2 separate regions of the Homo sapiens genome follow, and region 2 is linked to region 1. The links are chromatin loops, found by intact Hi-C in ENCODE. Cell type or tissue: natural killer cell. All regions are shown on one strand.

Region 1 (4,000 bases):
GTAATCATCCTCAAATGCAAGTCTCACTGTGTCTTTCCCTTGCTTAAAACCAGACACCTGGCCCTTCCTACCTAGTCTAACCTCATTCTCATCACTTAGTCCTCCTCTTGCTGCCTCTCATGCAAGAACACACCAGCAATATTGGATAGCATGCTGTTTCACACCTCTGCTCCTTTGCACATGCTGTTCCAGCCCCCAAGAGGCCTTGCCTCCTTCCCTCCTTCCCTCAAAAAAAAAAAAAGAAAAGAAAAAGAAAAAAACCCACCTGGAACAGGAAAAACATTTGTTCCCCTTTGGAAACTCAGTTCAGATATCACTTTCTATTTGAAACTTTCCCTGAACACTCCTCTACACACCCCTCCCCAGCCCCAACACAAACACACAGCTACTTCTTTGAGTCTCAGACTGTGCCTTGTTCTCATCTGCCCATGATCCAGGTGGGCCTCTCTAATTTGTACAAAGGCTGTGACTAGGCTGGCAGTGGCCCTGGAGGAGTAAGAGTCTTTGGGGACAGGAAAGCAGCCAGAGCGTGTGTGTCACACTGGAAGTCCGGAAGGGAAATGCCTGGAGAGCCAGTTGTCCCTCTGCAGGGGAAGGGCACGATGTGGAGAGGGCGGGCAGGGAAGGCTGCCAAGAAGCCCTCCGTGGTGTTAGAAGTGCATGTCTGGGGCTTAACTGAGATGGACTTGTAACGTGGGAGGGACTCCACACTCTTGTGGAGGATAATTGAGAACAAGGAGGATTATGCAATTTGAAAACATCGAATTCCAGAAAACGTGATGATTCTTGACAGTGACCCACTTCACTTGTACCCATCTGGCTTTATCCTCCAGTTCTGCCTGTCTTGAGCCTGAGTCACTCCTCGTCAAACGCAGTCATTCTGTCTGTTCCCAGTAAGGAATAAGACCAAACCTGCTGGCTGGTTGGAGGATCTGTCCTTTCTGCCAGCTCTCCCTCTCGCCATCTTCCTGGCTCTTTACTGCTTTCCTCTGTCCCTCCATCACTGCTCTTATTTCCTTCCCTCCTGCTATTTTTCCTTCTTATCTGGCTGTTTCAGGGGCTCTCTCCTCCTCCCCGCCACTCCACACAAACCTCATTCAGGACTCCCAGCCTTTCCTGCATCTCCTTTCTTGGGCTTTTTCAGCCCTTTAATTCATTCCTCTTAATATTTATTAATACAAACACCTCATTTTCACCTTCAATGTTTTTTTCTTTCTATTTTCTGGCATCTTTTGGTTCTTCTCTGCTACCCGATTTTCCATCTTTTTAGACAAGCATTCATTAAGCACCTACTGTATTCTGGGCAGTATGCTGAGTGCTAGTGAAGAAAAGATGTATAAGCCTATTGCCTGTATATACTAGGGCAATCATCCAGAGGAAATGGGGGCTGATGCCTCCAGCATCCCCCACCCACCATAGCTTTAATGCTCAAGGCAACGTGCTCCTCATCCTCTGCATCACAATCCAGAGTTGCAAAAGATTCCTGGCCCGCTGTGACAAAGGTGGGACAACACTGTCTTAAAGCCCCTAGCAGAGGTGCCAGGTAAGATATACCAGGCCAGCAGCTAGCAACACCTCTCTCCCCAACCCTCTCACTCTTCCTAGGGTGAAGGAGGACAAGTTGAGATAATGAGGATTCTGAACCTCTTTTATTTCCACTCTGCAGTTCTGCAAGGGTTGGCCCCTCCTGGTTTCATAAAAAACACCTCCACTGACATTAAGAGTGGCTTGAAAATTAACATATACAACTAGTATTTTGCACACCAGAAAAAGAAAGCTTTTCAGCTTTGGGTGGGCTTAGAAATGTGGTTGGGAAGACACTAACTGAAAAACACCAAGGGAAAGCGGAACACTCTAGGACAGTGGTTCTCACACTTTGGTCAGTGTCAGAATCACTAGGGGAAGCTGCAAAAACACAGGGACTGTGCCCTATACTACTTCAAAGGCCTGAGTCACTGTGGGCTCCACTAGATCCCCAGGTGATTCTGATACACACCAACATTTAAGGACTGCTGCTGGAGAATGCGTCTGTCTCATCTTCTGCAGAGGATGGCCCTAACACCCAGCTATTCCATTCTACTCTTGCCTACTGAAGGCTTTTTGTCTGCATGACCTCCACCCTCAAGTATAGGTGGACTTTTCCACTAGAGGGCCAAGAAAAAGGCTAATCCTGCAAGGCCAATCTTCATGCCACAGCTTTTAAAAAATCATTTCCGCCCTCTTGCTGATTTCTCTGCAGCTCTGGGGTGCATTAAACTTAAACTATGTGTGAATAGAAGAGGAAGCAGTTGGTACTATTAAAAGAGGGAGAGAGATAGAAGACTATAGTTTGAATATTACCAACTTCCAAGACTTACAAAGTATGCATTTTGCGCAAATGTCAAAATTTAGTAAGCAAATCAGAACAATTTGGGAGATGGGCAGCAGGAGTGATTTTAAAGCTGCATCTGACCATACACACATCCTGTGGCCGTTCTGCAGGATTAGCCAAGTTTTGCAAATGAGAAAATATGGAAACATACACATGAAAAGATTTCCCAAGGTCATGGTGAAGGTGGTAGTGGTGAGGATTAGGGGCTGAATGCTGTTTCTCCTGGGCCTATTTCTGAGCTACTGGACCACAAAGCTTCCTGAATGCAGATGTTAAACAGGTTTTTGCCTTTAAAATAAAGGTTTAAAAGGTTCTTATTTTGGCCATAGTTCAGTGCAAATCTGCAAATCTCCTAGGGAAAAGGGGACCTATTTGAAGGGAAATTAATTACTTCCAGCTTCTGGAACACAAATCAATTCAACTTTTCCCTGTGTTTTACTAAAGAGTGCTTTAAAGAGTGGTACTCCAACTTGGCTGCTGAGAAACTTTTAAAAAACCTGATGCTCAGGCCTCACCCTGTACCAAATCAGACTCCGGGCTTTTAAAAGTTCCCTCCAAAGATTCTGATGTACAATAGAGTTTAAGAGCCATTGCTCAAAGCATAGCCTTACTCATAGCATAGCTCTGTGGATCAGGAGCATAGGCATCACCTGAGAGCTGCTTAGAAATGCAGAATCTCAGGCCCCACCCCAGGCCTACTGAATCAGAATCTGCATTTTATTATAACAACATCCCCAGGCATCTGAATGCATTTTAAACATTGAGAAGCACTCCTTTAAAGCACTCCTCACTCCCCCTAAAAAAGTTTATACATTTCCAAACACTGAAGAGGTTTATCTGCTTCTTCCAATGAGGTGCAGAATGGGCAGGAGGGCAAATCACAGAATTTTAGAAGTAGAAATAAAAACAGCTAATAAGAATTAATATGCATGTCAAGTGCTCTACATGCATTCTCTCTTGATATTCACCACAACCCTATGATAGAGGTGCAAATACTCTGTCCCTTTTCACAGATGACCAAACTGAGGCTCAGACCTAGGTGAAACAGCTAAAATACCACCTGGAGAGGCAAAGTGAGGACTTACACTAATGCTTCCAGGACTTAAAAGCACACGCTTTTAACCACTCAGTCAGACTTTCTCAACCTGTGTGCCAAACATTCCAAATGGGCTACAAGTGCCAAGACATTTGTTCCCCTCAGCCCTCACATAGAGTCTGGGATGGCCACCCACTATAGAGAAAAGATTAGCGATCTCTGCTCTAAATTATGCTTTTTCCAAATCATACATTTTGCCAATTGTTGGACAAAAGAGAAACTGTGTCTTCTAAAGTTTAAGTGACCTACCTGAGGTCATCTAGCTCTTTAAAGCCAGGATAAGGCTCAGAACCCAGGGGTCCCAACTGCCTGCATGCCTCCTCCCACTAAGCAGTGGTTCCAAAGTATGGGCCCATAACCAGGAGCTTTGTATCATCTGGAAACTTGTAAGGAATAAAAATGTGTGGCAGGACGTGGTGGCTCACGCCTGTAATCCCAGCACTTTGGGAGGCCAAGGCAGGCGGATCAAGAGGTCAGGAGATCGAGACCATCCTGGCTAACACGGTGAAACCCCATCTCTACTAAAAATACAA
Region 2 (4,000 bases), 66 kb after region 1:
CAGCGAATCACCAAAAAAGAAAGTGCCTTTTCAATTCCTCGACATCAGACAAGATGGTTCTCACATGTTTTTTCCTTTTCTTTTTTTTTTTTTTTTTTTTTTTCCTGGAAATCTGTATCTCAGCAGGGAGGTCTGGGCTTGGGCCTGGTTTTGTTTTCCACGGCTTGCGGTGTTCAGACACAGGCTCAGCAGGAGCCTGACCTCATCTCAGAAAGGGGGTCCTTGAGGGCAACCGTGCTGATGCAGCCTTCCACAGAATCCCACAAAGGATTTGTGTTTTCCTCCTTCATTTCACATGGCTGACTGGAGCCAATCAGCTCATGGAGCCAATCAGCTCAGGAATTGTTTTTTTTATTTTTTTTAAGGTGAGTGTTTTTCTTCTCTTCACTAAACACAAGACTGACCAATATTTCTGTTTGTGTGGGCTTATTTTCTCATTCTCTGTGTATATGTATGTCTCATTTTCTCTCTCACTCTCCCACACACATACACACGAACACACACTCCTTCCTTTCTAGCACAATCTTATTGCCTTGATGAAGAGTGCAGTGAAGCTGAAAACAAATGCAGGAAGTGACAGAGACACAAGCATGTGTCCAATTAGCAATAAGAAAATTATAAGCACTGGTGGTGACCACTCATGTTGAACAACCAGCTCAGCAAAGAGCCTTGCTCCATGTCTCGCTGATCTAATTAGAACCACTCATGCCACGAGTGACCTGCCTTCTGCGTTTTCCACATGCTGCAGTGCTCATGCTCTCTCAGGCGTTAATGAGGGACATGGAGCCATCGATAGTTTTCATTAAGCCACAGACTCGCAAGCTTGTCAGATGTACCATGTTTTATCAATTCTACCACAAGCTTCTCTGCCCACATTTTAACATCTTTAAAATCACAATATGCCTCAGAATCAAGGCAATCATGGTATGGTTGTCATTGCGTCTGAGTGGCAAACTTGGTCACCGCTGTTCATATTGTCATAGTTTCAACTGAGTTAAATATGTGGTTGCGAAATGGGTGTTGGGGTTCAGTGATGTTTAAAAGTTCCTCAAAATGTTCTCCTACATGTTGGCATTCAAACAATGAGCTATTGTGTATGCAGAAAGACGAACAGGGCTGGGAGGTAAATTTTACATTTGTGAGGCAAATTGTTGTTATTATAGGAACAAATGCAATTTCATACTTTCTCACAAAGCAACAACAAATGGTTTCATAACACCTAATAAAACAAAAAATCCACAAAAAATGAAGCAGTTACATTTGCTCCACATCGAGCAATGCAACGGAAAGTAAGAGTAATAGCCAGGTCTCTCACAAGAGAGGAAAGAAATTTCCAAGCAGTAAGGGGCCAGTATTCCAGACTCAAGAGTCATGCAACTACTGTTAAGACATTATGTCAGAATTTAAAATAACTTTTTAATCTTAGAGGTTCATAAAGTAGTAGTACATCTAGATAGTTTCTTAGGTTTGACAAAATGTAGTATGACCACAACTTTCACACCCAGGAAAACACATAACTCCCTTCAAAGTACTTGAGAATTTTAAAAGGGTGGCTCTCATTTCATGAGACAGTAGCCACTTGCTAACTTTGAGAGAGAGCTAGCTTCCGAGCACCAAAAGGCATGACCACCCTGTAGCAGATGTGGTTGGTTGCCATCCCCCACCCTGTTTTTCTTGCTAACAGAACTTTGAATTGATTCAAGGCTTAGGGGTCTTGTGCTTCAGAGGAGACTTGGCCTTTCTCAGAGGATCTTCATGAATTGATCCCATCATGGTGATCTCAATCTCTTCTCTTTCCCACTGGTTTTTTAGAAGTGGGCCTGTAACCTAGTTCTGAGCAATAAGATGAGAAGGGATGAGAGTGAGAGGGTGGGGAAGATTTCTGGGATCTTTAAAAAAAAGAAAAAAAGATGCATGAGAAGAAACCTCTTTTCTACAGACTCTGGGCTTGGTGATGCCTGGAGCTACGTTAGCCAACTTGAAACTATGAGGGAGCCTACCTGAAGACAAGTCACATACTAAAGATGGCAGAGAAGGAAAAGAGGGGGGAACTGGGTCCTTGATGACATCACTGAGCCACTTTTTAACCAAGCCTAAAGCCTTAGCTTCTCGTTATGGGAGACACTAAGCATCTTTATTGTTCAGCCCATTGTTAGTAATTGAGTTTTGTGTTGCTAGCACCCAAAGACCCGTAATTGATACAGTCCCATGTCCCCACTAATGCCATGAAGCCACCTTCTCATCTAGACTTTGTGAAACTTCCACTTGGGATGAATGAATAGAATATGGACATTAAAATAAAGAATATGAAAGCATGGTCAACTCTCAACTGAGCTGGACAGTCAACATCTACTAGAGTTTGTTCAACTCTATGGACCTCACATTTCTTGAGGGATGAGGGAGTCACATATTAAAAAAAACATTGACAAAATACAGCTGGAACCTGTCCAAAAGAACAATCTGGTATTCGTAATTTTATTGAATACATTTGTTGAATAAATTGCCAGAATGATAAAGTAACATCAAAATCATGTGAGAAAGAGAGGGTTGAAAATATTTTATCTCATGGGAAAAAGAACTTTTGTTTGGGATAGGGGAGCAGAGTCTCTTCCAGGAATTGAAGGAGCAGCCTGTACAAGAGGGATGACATTGTTTCTGAATGACTCCAACAGATAAAACTAGAATACAGTCTTGTATTACAGTAATGGCAAAAACCACAATTACTTTTACACCAACCTAGTAATTCATACATTCTATCAACAAAGTTTTACTGACCTAACAGTCAGAACCTGCCCTCATGAAACCAATAATCTGGTGGGGCAGATGGAAGACAAGCAAACAAGCAAATGAATTCTTACAAACTATAATGTGTACAGGAAATAAAATAAGGTGCTGTAAGAGAGAAGAGGGAAGGAATTCTAAAGTAAATCACACAATAAGAAAGGACATTTCTAGGCTGGGCGCGGTGGCTCACGCCTGTAATCCCAGCACTTTGGGAGGCCAAGGTGGGCAGATCACCTGAGCCCAGGAGTTTGAGACCAGCCTGGCCAACATGGTGAAACCCCATCTCTACTAAAAATACAAAAATTAGCCAGGCGTGGTGGCGGGCACCTGTAATCCTAGTTACTCAGGAGGCTGAGGCAGGAGAATTGCTTGAACCCAGGAGGCGGAGGTTGCAGTGAGCCAAAATCGCACCACTGCACTCCAGCCTGGGTGACAAGAGTGAGACTCCGTCTCAAAAAAAAAAAAGAAAAAAGAAAAGAAAAAGAAATGACATTTCTGAGACAGTTATATTTCAACCGAGACCTAAACAATGAAAAGATGCTATTCAGAGAGCAGGGAGGAGGACATTTCAGGGGACGTAACAGCATGTAAAAAGGCCCTGAGGTAGAAAGAACCTGGCCTTAGAATCAAGGCAATTATGGTATGGTTGTCATTGCCTCTGAGCGGCAAATGTGGTCACTGCTGTTTATATTGCCATCCTTTCAACTCAGTTAAGTATGTGTTTGCAACAACAGGTATTGAGGTTCAATGAAATTTATAAGATCCTAAAAATATTGTTCTATATACTGGCAATCAAACAATGAACTATCGTGTATGCGGAAAGACACCCTAAAACAGGACTGGGGTGGAAATTTGACATTTGACATTTGGGCCACACTAAAGCAGCCAGAGTGTGTGGCTGAATGAGGACATGGAGGAAAAGAAAGAACAGGAAAATGGTGAGGGGGCCCACATAGTAGAGAGCTTTAAGCTATCTAAAAGTTTGAATTTTATTTTAAATACAAAGGAAAGCCATGCCATTAAAAGTCTCTAAAAAGTCGAATAATATAATTCAAATTAAATTTTTAAAAGATCACTGGCTGTGGTCTGAAAATTAGTTCTTTGGGGGATGTCACCACTGTTCCGGAAACTGCAGTGGTGGCAGTAGAGATGGAGAAAAATGGACACTTTCGTGACATATTTTTTAGTTATAATATAGGACTTGCCGACAGGGGCA

What was found. Hi-C counts contacts between places; a loop is a spot of excess contacts. Peaks named below come from ENCODE experiments on the same cell type or tissue, not always from the same donor. Only the 100,000 strongest peaks of a DNase experiment are listed, where the experiment ranks them.
Region 2: it touches region 1 in a loop (5-fold over the local background); 2 of 110 quality-filtered maps call a loop at or near these places.

The regions. Positions count from the first base shown.
Region 1 is chr3:143,299,615-143,303,614 of GRCh38, reverse strand. All of the region lies in intron 14 of SLC9A9 (solute carrier family 9 member A9), which reads left to right. Among named protein-coding and RNA genes, the nearest start is that of SLC9A9-AS1, 41 kb to the left of the region's middle. In natural killer cell, no CTCF peak of the experiment used is centred here; no DNase peak of the experiment used is centred here; H3K27ac peaks cover 2,520 bases.
Region 2 is chr3:143,233,379-143,237,378 of GRCh38, reverse strand. No RefSeq gene overlaps it. Among named protein-coding and RNA genes, the nearest start is that of SLC9A9-AS1, 110 kb to the left of the region's middle. In natural killer cell, no CTCF peak of the experiment used is centred here; no DNase peak of the experiment used is centred here; H3K27ac peaks cover 2,793 bases.